Regions from separate parts of the Homo sapiens genome. Here regions 1 and 3 are each linked to region 2. A link is a contact called in ENCODE Hi-C or POLR2A ChIA-PET data. All regions are on one chromosome and are shown on one strand. Each heading gives the region's core, a stretch centred on a gene start or an enhancer-like site at or near the end of the contact. The rest is flanking DNA. Distances are from core to core; before and after follow the strand shown. Region 1 holds the start of CCDC47 (coiled-coil domain containing 47). Region 2 holds the start of TLK2 (tousled like kinase 2). Region 3 holds the start of LIMD2 (LIM domain containing 2).

Evidence for each region. Hi-C counts contacts between places; a loop is a spot of excess contacts on that map. ChIA-PET counts read pairs that join two places held with the same protein, here RNA polymerase II (POLR2A). Pooled maps may share reads with other maps.
Region 1: a loop to region 2 is called in a map with no recorded cell type, with 12 times the contacts of the local background. The contact joins the promoter of CCDC47 here to the promoter of TLK2 in region 2. A Hi-C loop is called at or near these places in 1 of 37 single-sample maps with no recorded cell type and 4 of 50 pooled maps. POLR2A ChIA-PET finds 5 or more read pairs at or near these places in 1 of 52 experiments (B cell).
Region 3: a loop to region 2 is called in a pooled map, with 20 times the contacts of the local background. The contact joins the promoter of LIMD2 here to the promoter of TLK2 in region 2. A Hi-C loop is called at or near these places in 5 of 50 pooled maps. POLR2A ChIA-PET finds 5 or more read pairs at or near these places in 2 of 52 experiments (AG04450 and GM10248).

Annotation. Positions count from the first base shown.
Region 1 is chr17:63,772,136-63,776,052 of GRCh38, reverse strand. It overlaps CCDC47 (coiled-coil domain containing 47), which reads left to right and starts at 2,456. Exons shown (of 13, transcript NM_020198.3): 1 at 2,456-2,641. It overlaps DDX42 (DEAD-box helicase 42), which reads right to left and starts at 1,883. Exons shown (of 18, transcript NM_203499.3): 1 at 1,677-1,883. RefSeq lists a silencer at 1,555-1,844 and enhancers at 1,975-2,284, 1,997-2,581.
Region 2 is chr17:62,477,422-62,481,409 of GRCh38, reverse strand. It overlaps TLK2 (tousled like kinase 2), which reads right to left and starts at 2,585. Exons shown (of 22, transcript NM_006852.6): 1 at 2,120-2,585; 2 at 204-289. The coding sequence starts at 284. RefSeq lists silencers at 1,821-2,210, 2,701-3,000, 3,181-3,320, 3,431-3,480.
Region 3 is chr17:63,698,789-63,702,808 of GRCh38, reverse strand. It overlaps LIMD2 (LIM domain containing 2), which reads left to right and starts at 2,684. Exons shown (of 5, transcript NM_030576.4): 1 at 2,684-2,777; 2 at 3,461-3,552; 3 at 3,740-3,781; 4 at 3,871-4,010. The coding sequence starts at 3,511. LOC729683 (a long non-coding RNA gene) reads right to left here and starts at 2,471. Exons shown (of 1, transcript NR_046273.1): 1 at 124-2,471. RefSeq lists silencers at 706-785, 1,976-2,935, 3,026-3,485, 3,576-3,805 and enhancers at 1,206-1,305, 1,101-1,685, 1,686-2,271.

The DNA.
Region 1 (3,917 bases), core at 1,207-3,706, 1.3 Mb before region 2:
CACTATATACAGGTCAGTTCTTTGATGAGAATCTAAATAAAAACTCAAGAACGTAATCACATTCTTCTAAACCAAATACAAGTAAATGCTAGGTTATGGTTATTTTAGAAGCATCCCTTCTCCTGTCAGCTTAAAGCAACTAAGAGCTGATTATATGACTATCAATGTAACAAAACAAATTTAAATAACTGCACTCCTCTCTTATATTAAATTGTTACAATATAAATCAGATATTATCATTCCTCTGATCGAAACCCTCAGATCCTTCCTAAGTAACAGCCTAAAAGGCTTTGGTTGTTCCGCTCACTCCCTTCCCCCAATTCTTCCCTGACCTTATCTCCTAATACTCCCTCAGCTCACAGTGCTCCAAACGCGTTGGTCTTCACACTCTTAACGGGCCAGCTTTGTCCTCCTCAAGGCTTTTATGTTTGTTATTCTCTAGCTTGGAACGTTCCTTTCCCCAGATAAACGTAGGCTCTCACTCCACCTTCTAGTCCGCTTAAATATCAGCTTGTCTGTATGGACTTCCCTGACCACTTTATTGCAAATTCCAACACCACCACCTCCCCAACCCCCTTTCCAGCTTTCTTTTCCCTAAGATACTGATCATCTTCTAACATTCAGTATAATATATGTATCTGTTTGCCTCTCCTCCCGCTACTAGAAAGTTAAGTTCCCCAAAGGCAGGGGTCTAACACCTATCCCTATCACCTAGAACGGCGCTAGAGAATAGGCACCAATAAAAATACCCCTTGAATGAACGAATTGCACATTAGGCTACACAATGCTTCTTCCAGGTACAGGAAGATATATTTTCTTTTCCCAGCTGTCAAAATATAAACATTAATTTTTGTACGAAACACTCATTGCTCACCTCTTATGTGCCAGAAATGAGCTTGGCTCTGCAAAGCGCCTTAAGACATAGTCCCTGCGCTTGAGGAAGTCCTGGGTGTGTATACGAGAGAGGACAGACATAGAAACATCATTGACAAAAAGAAAACACAGGGAAGCCACAAGAAATTGGATAACTGCCTATAGGAGTGGGGGCAAGAGGGAAATTCTCAGTGATGAGAATGTAATTCCCCAAAACTCTCGACAGCTTCTCCTGTTTTTGATGCATATGTTTGCAATTCCATGTAAATTATTTATTCACATCAGATACGCTCTCAAGTAGGCCGCAAAAAAGTTTGTGTGACTACAGTGATGCTAATAATCGACCTACTCAACGCTGCACAAAGATCATCGCCTATATCTTTTCACTCCTCTCATTTGGCAGCTTTTGCCTCTCAGGACCCCAAATTCGGAGGCCTGCATCTCCCAAGCGCTGCCTCCTTGGGTCAGAATTCTCCCCGCGCTATTCCTGCCCTGGAGCCGGGCACCCTGCAAATCCTTTTCCTAGGCGAGGGGGCGCCGCCTCCGGAAAGCCGCCAACTGGGCCTCGGTAAGACTTGTGAGGGAAGCGGGAGCTGTGGGAGGGCGACGCGGCTAGGAAGGAACCCTAGAGGCCTCAGCCCCCACTCCCACCCCTTCCCGGCACCCCGGCCGCCGGTGCCCCGAGGCTCTGCCGACTCTTTGTTAAGCGAGGCCGCGGTTCCTCCGCCCTCGCTAGGCCCAGCAGTTGCCTCCAGTGCCCCCAAGGACTGGCGGCCTTGCGTCCAGAAACCCCACGCACAAACCTGCTGCTATGGCTGCAGCGGCAGCTGCTACAACCGCGGGCGCGGAGCGAATCCCGGAGCCCAAAGTACGCGCTGTCCCGGCCCGGTCCCGCCGCGCTCCTTCCTCTCCGCCCCCTTCGCCGCCGCCGCCGCCACCACCACCACCGCCGCCGCCACCGCCACCACCGCCACCGCCTCACGGCCCGTTGCTGAAGGGGGGAGGGGAACAAAAACGCGACATGCGCAGTGAGGAACGCGCGGGCAGAAGGGCGGGGCCGGGGCTACGGCTCCCGGAAGGCGCCTGACCTTAAAGCTCCAGAACGCCTCACAGGCTCCTCAGATACTCTGACGGGAAACTGCAGTTGGGTGGACAGTGTTCATGACCCATCTAGAAAGTGGGTCTGCGAATGAAGAAAAAGTGGCGTCAAGGGGCTAGCCAAAAATCCCAAGAGAAAACGGGTTGGACAGAAACCATATTTACATGAACATGCCTATAGTTTAAACTGTTGCATATACTACTAGAGCGACACTCTTGCCTCTGGCCACGTGGTCCCACACAGCATGGCCACCTTTAGCTTCCGGAGCACCGGTTCCGTGTGACGTCAACTTGACGGAATCCTAGGTAGGAGGATTGGGATAGGCGAGGGCAGTTCCGGCCCAGGGGCGGGGATTATGTAATTTTCCCAAAAGCCCCACCTCGCCTCAGCCGGGCGGGAGAGAGGGAGGTCTCGCGCTTTCCCCGGGGTTGCGTCCCGCCCCGCAGGCTGCGCGCAGGCGCTGACGAGCCGCTCGCATTCTACGTAACGGACGGCGGAGGCTACGTGAAGAGAGGCGCGGCGTGACTGAGCTACGGTTCTGGCTGCGTCCTAGAGGCATCCGGGGCAGTAAAACCGCTGCGATCGCGGAGGCGGCGGCCAGGCCGAGAGGCAGGCCGGGCAGGGGTGTCGGACGCAGGGCGCTGGGCCGGGTTTCGGCTTCGGCCACAGGTAAGGAGCGGGCCAGGACGCGCTCGTCGGCGTGGCCGGGCCAGGCCGAGCGGTGACTCCGAGTTGCTTGGCCTGTAGCCCGGTCCGGTTGAGATAATTGTAATGGTTTGGGGGAACTTTCCCACGGAGCTGTGAGCAAATGATAGCCAAAAGGGCAGAGTTAGAGGAAATGTACAGTGTGTGCCGGAGGATGACATTAGGATGTATTGATTCTCTTGGGTGGGGAGAAACTAGGCAAAGGGGTTTAATAGAAGCAAAAACCTCTGTGGCCAGTCTCTTCTGGAGGTTTCTAAAATGAAACGTGTTTGTATCCAACACATATAAAGAGACAGAGGAAAGTCTGCATGATTTCCAGAATACTCGTTTTGGCCGTTGTCAGGAAGACCTAATCTAAAATGACAACAAGGAATGATGGCCTCACTCAGTCCTCTTTCCTCAAGTCTAGACTCAGTCGCTGAGGAACTATTGGATGAGCTTGCAGAAAATAATCAAACCAGACTTGTTAGCGCTTGTGTGAATTTTCCTTGGTCCTGTGTTGCTTGCTTCAGGAGTCATAGAGGCTGGGTGGTCTGGCAAGGACTTGTGCATTTGAGAACTGACAGGTGCAGCGGAGACTTCTAAGAGGGAAAACCAAGGTAAAAATGGCTTGGATGATTGTAACCTAAATAACCTTGAAGGATCTCCATTATAGTGCTGAGTTATCTCAGAAGTGTTTCTATGGTGTGAATATTCTAATTGGAAATTCAATTTGAAATGATCGGATCTTTTGGCAGGCTGTTAATCGAGTTGACTGTTCCGGTGTTAACTTTTAGTTGCTTCTATATGAAAAAAAAGTTTTAAGAGTAGGATTTGAAAAGGAGGCTGGGCGCGGTGGCCCACGTCTGTAATCCCAGCACTTTGGGAGGCCGAGACGGGTGGATCACGAGGTCAGGAGATCGAGACCATCCTGGCTAACACAGTGAAACCCCGTCTCTACTAAAAATACAAAAAATTAGCCCTGCGTGGTGGCGAGCGCCTGTAGTCCCAGCTACTTGGGAGGCTGAGGCAGAAGAATGGCGTGAACCCGGGAGGCGGAGCTTGCAGTGAGCCGAGATCGTGCCACTGCACTCCAGCCTGGGTGACAGAGTCAGACTCCGTCTCAAAAAAAAAAAAAAAAAAAAACCCTTGGTACATATCTCCCGTAATACCCACTGCAGCCCTAAGAGGCAAGTAGCAAATGGTATCCCTTTTTTGTATGTGGAGAACAGGGAATTTTAAGTAATTAGGCTAAGGTCAT
Region 2 (3,988 bases), core at 1,336-3,835:
TATTCCCATATAGAACATTTTCAAACCTACTATGTTAAATGACTACTGGAATGACCAGTAGGATCTAAAAGTTCACTGAAATTAAGACCCAAATCTTCTCCCCTGCAAACTATCAGAAGGGCCTACCCAAATTGCTCTTAATCATTTAAAAAATGTGTTTAAATTAGAATATGAATAGTGTTCATGATCATCATTTTACTCACCTTACTAACACCTACTCCAGTAAACCTGGCCTCCAATAATTCCTGCCGTCGTGGGTCCAGGCTATGCAATTCTTCCATCATTTCTGCTGAAAAAGAAAAAGTAGGCTGTGAAACCATAAACACTAAAATGTGAGGAGGCAATTTTCTGTAGAACAAAACTCACAGTAATTATTTCACTGAAAGATCAAATGCAGGTAAATCTCAAGTAAATATAGCATACAAGTGGTAGACTACTATGTGCTGCATCAAACAGTAATATATTGAAAAGTTTTAAAGCAGCTCAGAAGTCCTCTTCTATGACAGCCACTTTTTCTTCCCTAGTTCTGATTTGATTTTAACAGCAAAAATAAACCCCTCAAACCCTTCATATAATTTCTGTAAAAGTTGAGCACAGGGGAAAGAACAAAACAAGAACTAGCCTGCAAAAAGAAAATTCCTTCTATCAGCCTTAATCTAGCTAAGTATCTTCAGATATTTATTTCCCACTCAGGAAGTAGTCCTTAAACTAAAAATATGAATCATTGACAATAATTTCAAAAGAATATAGGATGAATCAGAAGCTACAAATAACTGCAAAATCACTATTATACAGCTCCTGTCTCTGAAGAGCTCACAGTAGCTCATGAGAAAAGGAATTATTTTAAATTTAATAGAGAGCCCACGGTAAAACCATCCACCTCCATTCACTCAGTAAATTAATATAGCTCCATAACAATCCCTTTAAAAAATCTTTTTCTGACCACTCCCTGCAGTAGTTTTCTCTTGATTCTGGACATCTGCTTTTAGCCCTTCTTCCAAGCAGGGAGGGGCAGGAGGACACCATTTTTAAACTTCCATAACCAATTAATGCACAGGCTACTTTCAGCAAATATGTTCATCCTTTGCAAGAGACCAACTCCTACACGACCCATTTAAAACCTCTCTTTAATATTAACAGTGGAAAAGAAACATATTACATAGAACCCCTTCGAACACATTATTAAGTAGTTGGAATGGTTGGTGTGATTTTAAAGTTACTGAAAAGATGAATCGAACATTCTCCTCTGCAATCCAACAACTCTACAATCTCCAGTAACAACCCCCTTACAAGTCCTTCAGTTTCATTTCCCTTCCTGGATTGAGAGCCTGGGGCAAAGGGGAATGAAAAGGTGACAAATTAAAGTTTCACCCACACATGCAAGTGCAGGTTAGAGAGAGAATTAGGAAATTCTCAGAAAGGTTGAAATGCATCTTTACAAAAAGAAAAAGAAGGAAAAAAAAGAGACTGGGAGAATGAGTTTCCCCCGTGGCCTTCCTCGCGTCTTGCCCTGCCCTAATCGAGGTCGGAATGGCAAAGGTTGCAGTCTCTCCCAAACCCCAAGGTCTCTCGCAACACTTCCCAAACCTCCATCCCCAGGCCCGGCCCGGAAAATGACGCCCCGGCGGTTATTCCGTTTAATGTCAACTCATGTTAAGGAAATAGCCACTCCGTCTAATTCCAGCGGGGCCTTGGACTGGGATCCTCCCTGCAGCCCACAGCCGGGAAGCAGGAGCGATGGGGCCTGGTCCCGGCGCCCCTCGCCGGCTCCAAACTTTCCCCAACTCCAGGCCCACCTGTCACGGAGGAAGGGAGGGCCGGCTCTCGGGGGCGCCCGGGAGGCTGCCGAGGCCTCCAGCTGCCTGGGGGCCCCCGTCTCTCCTCCGGCCGCCGGCCCCAATCCCAGGCCGGGGCCGCCTGGGCCTCCCCCATCTTCTGCCCGGCCCCTCAGCGACCCGCAGCCCTCAGGGAGCCCCTCCCGCCTCAGCGCCCAGGAGCTGCGGTCCGGAGCCGGCCCCGAGCTGGGCCCAGGTCGCAGGCTCCTCAGGCCAAAGGGGTCCCCAGGACGGTTAATGCCCCAGGCCTGGAGTCCTCCCCCGCCCGGGGCTCAGCCTCTCACCTGCCGCCGCCGCCGCCGCCGCTCCACGCTCCTCCCGGGAGGGGCCCCGACCCGACCCGGCTGCGGACCGCTCCGCTCTCCCCCTGGGCAGGCCCGGGGCGGAGCCGGGGCCTCTCCTGAGCGCCGCAACCCCCCGCCCGGGCAGCCGCCGCCGGCGCCGGGCTCCACGAGAGGGCGGGCGGGGGAGGGGGGGCACGAAGGCCGCAGATCCCCGGGCTCGCGTACAGAGCCAGGCGCCCGACGCGGGCCCGGGCCCGGGCGGCCGCGGGGGGCGCGGGACCGGCCTCCTGGCGCCGGACAAAGGCCAAGGGAGGCGCAGGAGGGCCCAGGCCGGGCCAGGAGGTGGGGGCCCGCTCGGCTGGGGGCCACTCGGGTGCGGCGCGGAGGGCGGGGGGGTCGGAACCGCTGGTGCCCAGGACCCGCCTCCGGCCCCTTAATCCGGATCGGTTCGGTCCGGATTAGTAGTGATCGGTGTAAACACACTAGTGAAACCGCGTGTTTCCTCGCGAGATTTGCACGGCTGGGAGGCGGGGGGGGTCCTGGGGGGGTGGGGGAAGCGCCGACAGTGGGGGAGCAGGGGGAGGGGACGAGGAAGGTGGGGGGGGGTCCCCGCTGCCCCGGCGCCCCGCCTTCTCCAATCAGCGGCCGCGCTGCCGGGCAGGGGTTAACCAGGGGACCCCGCGCCGGCGGAGGAAGCCGCGCCTCGCCGGACGGCTGAGGGCGGGCGACGGGCGGCGCCGGCTGACGGGCCGCAACGCGAGGGGAGGTCCGGCGGCCCGGGGCGCCCTGCGACTGCCCGAGGCCGGAGGCCCGGAGGACCCGCCGCCGCCTTTGTGTCGCCGGCCCCCGCCCCGCTGGACTGGCCCGGGCCGGGGCGGTTGGGCCGGCGCTGAAGGGGCTTGGCCGCCCGGGTCCACCCGTTCCCGGATCCGCCTCGCCGGCCCCCGCGCCCGCCCAACCCCTGCCCAGCCCCTCGGCTCCGCGAGTTTGGGTGAGAAGTGCGGCGGCTTTTCCCAGGGATGGAGTTTAGAGGACGCTAATCCTATGTGTGAGCGGCGGACCCCGCCCGGACTTCCCGGAGGCGCCCGGTTAGTGAGGCGACGGCGCCCACCCGCGTTCGCGGGCTCCCGGCCGCCACTCCCCGGAGCCGCCGGCCCGCCCCAGCCCCGCGCGTCGCCCGGGAGGGCGGGCTGCACTCCCTCCACGTACCTGGCTGGCAGAGCGTCTCCAGGGACAAAAGGTGCCCTGGGATCAAAGCCGAGCCCCCGCCCCCGCGGGGATGCTGCCCTCCGGAAGGAGGGGCGCTGCCCCCAAGGTACTCTCCCCGGGCACCCAGGGGGAGGTTCCATTTCAACCTCCGATGAAAAACACGGCCCTCCCGGGTACTTAGGAGGGTCTGAGGGTAAGTGCCAAGATGGAGAAAACACGCCGGCCCCTCACAGAGTATCTCCTGAGGAATGAGAACTATCTAGCGGGCAAGGAGGGCTTCCTGCATAGCAGAGGGCACCCCCTCTGATCCCCCAAGGCCAAGGGAAAAAAATCACTCTTCACCGGCGCCCCTGAGCCAGGACAGGCTCCAGTGCAGCCACCCACCTTATAATTTTCCGCGGATGCTGCCTTGATCAGATGTCTGAAGATGACTTTAAGGACTACAAGCAAATCTCAAGGGAAAAATTCAGACCTTGAACAACAGCCTTGAACTTTTTCAGGGTTAGACAAGTACTCCCCAGTGGAGTTTCTGCCCTTATTTCTTCGTTCTTCTCTTAATTCTTCCATATTTTAACAGAACACAGACCTGCCGAAACGACACAGGATGGCTCTTTGCTTTTTGTTAGTTCTCCAACCTTCCAAACCCTTGGGGCACATGCA
Region 3 (4,020 bases), core at 1,435-3,934, 1.2 Mb before region 2:
AGGGGCTACAGGCTGCTTCCTGGTGTGTGTGCTTGCAGGGATGGCCGTGCTGCCCCAGGTGAGAGCTGTCCCACCATCCAAGAGCAGGCCCATGGGTGCTCACTGAAGCTCAGCAGTGACCTCTTACACTAGATAGACCAGTTTATTTGAAAACCTGTAACAGATCTGTCTCTTAACTATCTAAAATTTTAAGACTATGAATTTTAGCCTGTGGTCATCAAACCACTTTGGAGCTAAAAAGTTCCAAAGATTGAGATTGAGGCAGAGGATGCTGGTGGCCTTTGGCAGGAAAGGAGGTAGAAGGGTTTGTCTTGCAACCGGACATGGGTGTCTCCTTACCCTGGGTGCTAGCACCCAAAGAGCAGGAAACCTAAGAACCAGCCCCGCCCATCCCTGCCATGCTGGCTGGCGCCAGCGAGTGTGAGCCAGGGGGTGCAAATCTGAGGCTCCCTGCAGTGCTTCCAGGGCACATGGCTTACCCTTCTCCCAGTCCCTCAGGGGGAAGGCCCTCCCCCAGCTCAGGCACCTCAAATGCCCCTCTAACCTGAAGCTGCACTGAACCATCAGGTGCCCTTGCTTTCCGTTTCCTCCCAAATTTTAACAGCAGTTTAAAGAAGAAAAGTAAGCCTCTTTGGGCAGTGAGAGGCTAAGGTGAAGGGAATGACACTGACCCTGGGCTAGGATGGGGCCTGGGGCGAGTGAGTGTCGGGGGCGGCGGGGAGCATTTCCGGCCCTCCTCCCCCTGCTTTAAACCTCAAGTTCCCTTCGCCTCGCCCCGCCCTCCCCCCCCCACACACACACAAACACAGAGTCTGTCGCCCAGGCTGGCGTGCACTGGCTTCATGTTGACTCACTGTAGGCTCCACCTCCCGGGTTCAAGCGATTCTTCTGCCTCAGCCTCCCGAGTAGCTAGGATTACAGGCACACACCACCACGCCTGGATAATTTTTGTATTTTTAGTAGAGACGGGATTTCACCATGTTGGCCAGGCTGGTCTTGGACTTCTGACCTCGTGATCCACCTGTCTCTGCCTCCCAAAGTGCTGGGACTACAGGCGTGAGCCACCGCCGAGCCAAGTTCCCTTTTTTTGTTTGTTTTTGACGCTGGTCATCAGTTTCCTTTGCTTCTGGATGCCTTCTGCACCTTGCTGTTGGGGCATCCTCAATGCCCATCTGCAGCTCAGCCCACAGGCCCGTCCTGGGCAGGGTGCCGGGGCCTCACCATGCCCAATGGCAGCAAGCCCTGCTCCTAGTACCCCCGGGGCTTCCCGTTTCTTGCATCAAACAGCCCCTTTGGAGAATCTGATGACAGGTGTGGAAGCTTTCCCGAGAGGCAGCCACTTTAGAGGGTCTGACGCTCCCCACTAGAGAGTCGGCCCACAGTGCAGACAAAACGCAGATCTTCCTCTAGAGAGAACAGAAGGCTGGAGAGGAGACGCGGAGCCGGTCCGTGGAGTCCGCCAGCCTGGGAAACAGCTGGTCGCTGGGGAAGCTGCAGCCTCCCTGCTCCCCTGCCAGGCGTCGGGCGAGAGCTGTTCTGTTCCCTGACAAGCGCGTGGGCCGCCAGTGCTATTCCTGCCACAGTGTGGGAAGGCGCTGGGCTAAGGGCTGTGCTTCCCGGAGCTGCTTCTAGCCTGATTTCCGGCCAAGCCACGCAGTCCCTGGTGCCCGGGAAGGCGCCGGCCTCGCCGCCGCTCCAAAGCGAGTGGCCGTCTCTCGCCGGCTGTGCCTCCGGCCTGCTGTGCGGCTGCAGGGAGGGAGCAGCTCTGCGGCCCAAGCTCTGTCACCTCAGCTCTCTGGGCCGCGGCTCCCACGTGAGAAATGAGGTGCGCTTGTTGGAGAGGGGGCCCCCGTTGCTGCCCACAGAATTCCGCCCCAGAAACGCTTGAGTACGTGGAGCCTCGGGGGACGGGTGCTCCGGGAACCACGCATACCGGCCTCCCCAGCCCGTCGCAGGGTTGCAGAGGCGCCGAGGGCTGGGGGGGCTGCCGGGGCTGCCGGGCCCTCGTGCAGGCTCCTCCCCGCAGCCTCGCGGCCGGGCCTGGAGACCGCGTGCCCGGACGCCGCCGCCAGCCTCGTGGGCCGCAAAGGGGCGGGGGCGGCCCCTGGCGGCGGGAGGACTCGGCCGCCCGAGGGACCCCGGGCCAGGCTCCGGGGTCGCCCCGGCTGGGTCTCTGCGGCCCCACAGCTCTGGGCGGGGATGGGGGCGCCGGCGCCTACGCGCGAGGCCAACCGGGGGAAACCGAGGCAGTGAATGGCCCAGGCCCCGCCCGGTTATCCCGGAGCCAGGCCGGGAGCGCCCAGTGTCCCGCGACCGCAGCCGCCGCAGCCTGAACTCGTCCCCTCCCAGTAGGATGCGGAGCGCGGCCCTTCCATCCTGTCCCTGCCACCGTTGCTTCCCCACGCCGGGCCGCCGTCGGGATGGGCAGACGGCGCGGCCGGTACCCGAGGCCTGCGAGCGCGAGGCCCGCGGGGCGCTGCGGAGCCGGGAGCGCGGAGCCGGGGCGGGGGACAGACAAAGGCGGGGACGGCGGCGAGGGGAAGACAAAGCGCGGAGGGGGGTCGGCGGCGGCGCCGGGGCCCCGAAGGCGGCTCCGGGCGCGGCGGAGCCAATGGGCGGGCGCGGGGCGGGGGCCGGCGGGGGCGGTGCAGCGATAAGGCGGTGGCGGCGGCGGTGGCTCGGGGACCACTGGTAGCGGCAGCAGCTCGCGCCCGCGCCCTCCTCGTACCCGTGCGCCCCCGGAGACCGATCCCGCCCCGCGGCCCAGGCCGGGCCTGGTGAGAGCCGCGGGGGGAGGGGCCGCGTCCGGCTCCGGAACCGGGAGAGGCGCCGAGGGGTGTGGGGTGAGGGCCGCCCGTGGGGTCCCGGCGAGTCTGCGAGCCGCTCTCGCCCGGGGCGCACAGGCTCGAGTCCTCGTTTCAGGGCCGGCCCCCGGCTGGGCGGAGCCGAGACCCGCTGGCGGGGCTCGCGGCGTCGGGGTCTGGGGTCCGGTCCTCGCGGGGCCAGGTCGGGGGCCGAGGGGCGGGGCGGGCGGGGACCTCGGGCGCTGTCCAGGGGCTGCGCAGCCTAGGCCTGGACGCCCGGGCGCGGCGCAGGGCAGCGAGGGCCGGGGTCAGGTCGGGGCAGCGGCTTCTCATCGCGGCCCCGCCGGCCCCGACCTCCCCTCACCCCAAGCGGTCCCAGCCCGCGGGACGCACACGGCGGCTGCGCGGGAGCCCCCGGCCCCTCCGCTCCCGCTAACTTTGTTCTTCCGAGGGACGGTGCCACTCGGGACCCCGGCCCCTGGGGAGCAGGGGTGGGGGAGGTGGGTGAGGGGCGGAAGTGGCAAGACCAAGAGCAACAGGAAATGACTTAGGGAAAGTCCCAACCGCAATCCCCCCAGCCCCTGCCTGTCAACACCCCCCACCCTGCAGGCTGGGGCCGGGCTGGCGGGGCCCTCCCGACTGACTTCCCCTTGCAGAACCCAGCGGGTGCCGCTTCTCCACCCGAGGCTTCCACCTCCAACGAGCCATGTTCCAGGCTGCAGGAGCCGCCCAGGCCACCCCCTCTCATGTAAGTGCCCGGCTGGGTGGGAGGGCCCCCCGGACAGGAGCCTGGCCTGGGGTGAAGGGGAGAGGCATCAGAGTTTGCCGGCCCCCTTTGTGCCCTGCGGCGCGCCCCTGGGCCTTGGGCTGATGGCTGCAGCCCTGATCCAGGGCCTCCCGGAGCTGCCCCTGCCCTGACCGCCCCTCTCCCTCAGGACGCCAAAGGCGGCGGCAGCAGCACGGTGCAGCGCTCCAAGGTAGGGGCCTGGGGCCGGGTGTGCGGGAGGAGGGGTGTGAGGGAGCGGGATGAGCACTGGGGCAGCACCTGGCTGAGCTTCCCGCACAGTCCTTCAGCCTGCGGGCCCAGGTGAAGGAGACCTGCGCCGCCTGCCAGAAGACCGTGTACCCCATGGAGCGGCTGGTGGCCGACAAGCTCATTTTCCACAACTCTTGCTTCTGCTGCAAGCACTGTCACACCAAGCTCAGGTGCGCCCCT